2 separate regions of the Mus musculus genome follow, and region 2 is linked to region 1. Evidence: chromatin loops called from intact Hi-C (ENCODE). Cell type or tissue: heart. All regions are shown on one strand.

What was found. Hi-C counts contacts between places; a loop is a spot of excess contacts. Peaks named below come from ENCODE experiments on the same cell type or tissue, not always from the same donor. Only the 100,000 strongest peaks of a DNase experiment are listed, where the experiment ranks them.
Region 2: a loop joins it to region 1, with 4 times the contacts of the local background. A loop is called at or near these places in 3 of 42 quality-filtered maps.

Annotation. Positions count from the first base shown.
Region 1 is chr17:80,619,788-80,622,287 of GRCm38, forward strand. All of the region lies in intron 16 of Map4k3 (mitogen-activated protein kinase kinase kinase kinase 3), which reads right to left. Among named protein-coding and RNA genes, the nearest start is that of Cdkl4, 44 kb to the left of the region's middle. In heart, a CTCF peak has its summit at 1,345 (motif pointing right); no DNase peak of the experiment used is centred here.
Region 2 is chr17:81,063,973-81,066,472 of GRCm38, forward strand. It overlaps Thumpd2 (THUMP domain containing 2), which reads right to left and starts at 1,113. Exons shown (of 10, transcript NM_028138.1): 1 at 963-1,113. The coding sequence starts at 1,088. In heart, no CTCF peak of the experiment used is centred here; a DNase peak (open chromatin) is centred at 1,119; H3K4me3 peaks cover 1,176 bases; H3K27ac peaks cover 1,040 bases.

The DNA.
Region 1 (2,500 bases):
TAGGGGAAGTGCCCGCAGTGACAGGTGGCTGTGGAAAGCACTTGAGAGGCCTGGGCACACCAAGCACTGCTCCCCTGCATTCTTAAGGACACCTCCGGGAAGCGCTCGCCCAAATTACAGTGGGAGAAGCCTGTCGCCTACGGGAGGGCCTGCTAGGCCCTACTGTTTGCAGAATACATAACTTTTTCTACTCTCATTTCTCCCATGGTTTTCTAGAAACTATATGCTATATGACATAACAGATTAAATGAAGTAGCAGACATGAAAATCCAGCCATCTTGCAGAAAGTAAAGAAAATATGAAAAAAGAAAACAATGCCACCTCCTTACTATTATTATTTTCTCAGAGGAAAAAGTAGCTCTTTCCATAAGAATACTGCCTGTTATTGCCCCAGCAGTTTGCTAGACTGCACGGGTGTAACTGGAGTGACACAGACATGGGTACTGTGTCAGAGAGAGGAGACATTTGAGCTGGTCCCTTAGAGCAATACTTTTTTTGTTGTTTTGTTTTGTTTTTCGAGACAGGGTTTCTCTGTGTAGCCCTGGCTGTCCTGGAACTCACTGACCAGGCTGGCCTTGAACTCAGAAATCTACCTGCCTCTGCCTCCCGAGTGCTGGGATTAAAGGTATGCACCACCAGTGCTCGGCTAGGGCAAGACTTTTTAAAAAACTGTATAAAACATGTACTTTATTAAAGATGAAGATGTATCACTATTTATAAATAAATAAATAAATAAATAAATATATTTGGAAACCCTTTTGTTTACTTTTCCATCCTAAAATACTATACCAGCAACAAGAAGGCCTTAGCATGGTGATGGTACAAAGGGGCCCAAGATTTGAGAAGTGTGTGGCTTTCCCAAGTTAACACAGTCTCTGGGGGATGGTGGGCTTTTGTATCCTCTCAGAAGATAAGCCAGCAGTGGCAGCAAACGCCTCTGATCATGTCATTAGCCTCTGATCATGTCATTAGCCTGGGCTATATAGTGAACAAGCCTTTCATAAACAAACAAGTAAAAACTACATTTCCTAAGCATGTGACAGCTTTTTTTAGGCATTAATATTTGAAACTAATTAGGAAGAGAGTTTACATATAGTTTTACTTCCTGTTACCAGAACCAACGGGATCCACATGGCATTTGGCTTTGTGTGTGTGTGTGTGTGTGTGTGTGTGTGTGTGATATTTTCTCTGGCCCAAGCTGGCCTCAGACTTGCTGTGTAGCTGAAGATGGCCTTGGATTGTGATCCACCTGCCTCCACTCTCTGAGTGCTGGGGTAACAGCACATTTTTGGGTTTTGTGTGGGTGTGGTACTGGGGATGCACTGTGGCTCTGTGCACAGCAGGGGGAGCCACACCCCATCTCCCACACTCTGCTTCTGCAGTGAGAGTCCTACAGGAAGCCCTGCATCGGCATTGCTTTCTCATGTCTTTCTATGAATGAAGGTATTTTGCTAACAAGTTATAGAGCCTGTAAAGTTGCATAGAGGACACGTGGCCGACTTTTGTGGCTTGACAACTGAGAAGATGAGATGCAGCTCAGTCTGCTGAGTGAGCCATTGCACTCCCACAGCAGAGAGCGCTGGAGAACAAGTGGCTCCAGGCTACACAAGAACAGAGCCACCTTCTCACACCCACTTGCACTTGGCTGGGAAGGGGTTTTTGGTAATAGAACTGAATGACTATATTGAAATGATGGAAAAAATCTCATGAAAATTTCTAAATTGGCACAATGTATGAACACAGATTTCAGTGACAAGGAGGGAAACTGAGGTGGGAAAGTCTGAAGCCACCGTCAAGCACGCAGCACATCTAAATTAGCAAAGGGAGCCATGCGGCAAGCTACTAGGCTCACACAGCGGCCAGGCTGACTCAAAACAACTTGTGTATGCACTTCCCTGACTGTATGTAAAAGCAAGAAGCTCGGTATTTCTCTAAAATTAAACAACAGTTTATCTACTTCCTAGCATAATTGACAATTACTAAGTAGCTACTTACACGTAAAAACAGTAAGTGCCCACTAAGCCCCATGGGTACTAGATAGTTCACAGTGGCTACTCATTTCTGCCTCTGCAGTTGGCTGCCATGGGAGCCGTGGTCTGACTGACTCATGCTTTACTCCTATCCAGGGACAGTTAGTTATCCTTACAACTATGCTCTACACTACAGAGAAAACCAGACGCAGTTTAGCTTCCTTTTAAAAATAACTGCTTTGGTTAAAAAAATAACAGAAGGTCAGAAGAACCAGTCCCAGAGATACCAGAATTCAAAAGAAAAGGTGTTAGTTGGGTTTTGTTATGGAAAGCAAAGGCCATGCAACAAATCTAATCCAAAGGTTCCTGTGGGATACGAACTAGGCAGAAACCCATTAATGGAATCTGCCAACCTTCACCTATAGAGAAAGCAGGAAATCCTGAGTTTTAGTCCAGTGCTGCCTCGCTGAAGAATAAAGGAGACTTATTATACAGTAAGAGAAGTGCTGCATCTGTGCTCATATCACATG
Region 2 (2,500 bases), 440 kb after region 1:
ACGCAGGGCAGCCCACAATCACCAGTTACTCCAGCTCCAGGGAGATGAGCTGATGGTTCACGCTTTCACTAGTATGAGAACACACACAATTAAAACCAAAACAAACAAACAAAAAAACCCAACAAACTTTAAATCCTTGATGAATGCGGAGGTTATTATTTAGATATTTAATTTAGATTAAATTTATTTAGATTAAATGCTAGTCTTGGCAACTCTCCCCACTGCACCTGCACCTCTATCATCTCCATCTGCATCTCCACCATCTCCATCTGGATCCTCACCGTGGCAGAGACTCCTTTTGTGGGCTTCGAACACTGCTCCCCAGAGGCGAACAGCTAGTTTGGTTTTAGCAAGCTTCCCCTTTCCAAGAACATGTCACACACAAAAGTCCCGACCTATCCTATTACATCCTTTCCCTGTGTTTTCAAGAACTCAGTTTGCACATCCTGGTACGTTTGGAATTTGTTCACTAGTCACTCATTGAAACGCACGGGTAGCAGGGGAGAGTTCTTGTTCTAGCTTCTGTTTACCACGTGTGTTGTGGGTGTACTGGGCATGTCTCACAGTCCTCCTACAATGTAAAACCCAAGCTTGTCAAGTAACAAGACTCAAACAAGTAAGCCCGGGAAGTATATCTGCATTTAAGGTATAAAGGAAGGATTCTAACTCTAGCTATTGCCATGTCATAGTTTCTTTTTAAGGAATCCCAGACAAAAGTGGCTTCCGCACCCCTCTGTTTAAAACTTTGGCTGTGACAGATATACAGTGACCATACTGGATAAAGAACGAAACCACCAGAGCAGCCGGTTGCTCTCAGCAGTCATCAAAGGTCCCGGATGGGGCCCACTGCACGCCAAGGATGGGGTGCTCACAAGTCCTTCCCGGGCCTGAGCCCCACGCTGGTGCCAAGAGGGGACCCGGGGCGAGCGTGGCTCCCCCCGAGCACGGTGAGCCCGACTCACCTGCGTGGCTTCCAGCCGCGCGCGCACCTCCCGCATCAAGAACGGCTCCAGGCCGCGGCCCGCGGTGCAGAAGAACCGGGCGCCGCCAGCGGGGTCAGAACCCGGGTCTGCCTGGGCTACAGCCATGGCGCTCAGGCGCGACCCCGAGACCCGGTCACGTGAGCTCGGGAGCGCGCCTGGGAGCCTTCAGTGGAACGCGCACCGGAGCGTCGCCTTTGCAGGCCCGCCCTCTATGGGGCGTCCCGGAAACTACAGCGAGCCTCCTGCAGCCAGGCATCTCTGATTGTCAAGGGTCCTGGGGATGCTGTCCTTACTGTCTTCATCTAAGACTGGGCCGAACCGGTGAACTCAGGATCAAGAGAAGAAATTCTTGTTCTCCAGCAAAATGTCTTTGTGTTCCCGACACTTGTTACATTTCTTGAATCTGGCCAATCACATAGGTAAATAATGAATGTGCCATCCAGTTTAGTCTAATCGATTTGAGCTAGTGACGGTATTTGAATGGTTTTTTTTTTTTTTAAAGAAAAACCTCTTGAGTTTTAAAATGACAAAATTTGATATAGATAGAATAAAAATCTATCTCTAATTCAACAACATTAAATTAGCTATGTAGTTCTATATTGAATCAGATATTAGAAACTGTTAGAGGAATATTTCTCCAGGTCCAGAAATGAATGCCAGTGGGTAACTGACATTCTCTTGCCCCTTAACCAGTGGTCAGCTCCTGAAGGGTTGGGGCAGTAGAGCCAAGTTCCTTATGGAGTCCCGTCACCTGAGCGTTTCCAAAGGTCAGCTCTAAGTTGTTTCATTTGGTGGCTCACCCTAGACCTGTCCCCAAAAATTAAAAATAAAAGAGGGACAACACCTGAGGAAGGATACCTGAGGTTGTCTTCTGGCCTCTATGTGTACACATGCACATGTACGCCGCACACATATTTTCCTGCATATACATACATGTGCGTGCATACACACATACATACATAGTCTGTACTAAAAAAATAGTCTCAGATGCCTTCAGATGAATTTAACTTACCCAGCTGCAATCTGCCATTTGAATATTACTTATTCAACATCGAGGAAGTTGGAAGTCAACAGAAACAATTTTAGAACGGACAGACTTTAATTCTCTTTCATGTTTGTCAGTTCTGTATATTTCTATAATAAATTTTAGTCATTTTTATCTCACCTCAAGATGCACATTTAAACTGGAGTAGCTGTGAGACATTTGCTTCACAGTTTCTCCCTGTTTTGATGTGATTGTCGATTCCCTTAATTTCAAAGGTGTTTAATGCATGCAATTGACTATCAGAATGCAGATGTTTTAGGCTGCGAAATTCCTGGGGAGATGATAGTTTCATTCATCCGGATACCATAGTCATACACAGGCTTACTCTCGGTAGGTAATAAGTTAGTTTGGTGCTGAATTGGATGCAATTCATTGGCATAAGACTAAAAGAAAGACCAACACAGGAAGTCTCTCTCAGCTAGGAAGATTGCTATAATTGCCTAGGGTGGTTAGGTTTTTTTTTCGACTTGCT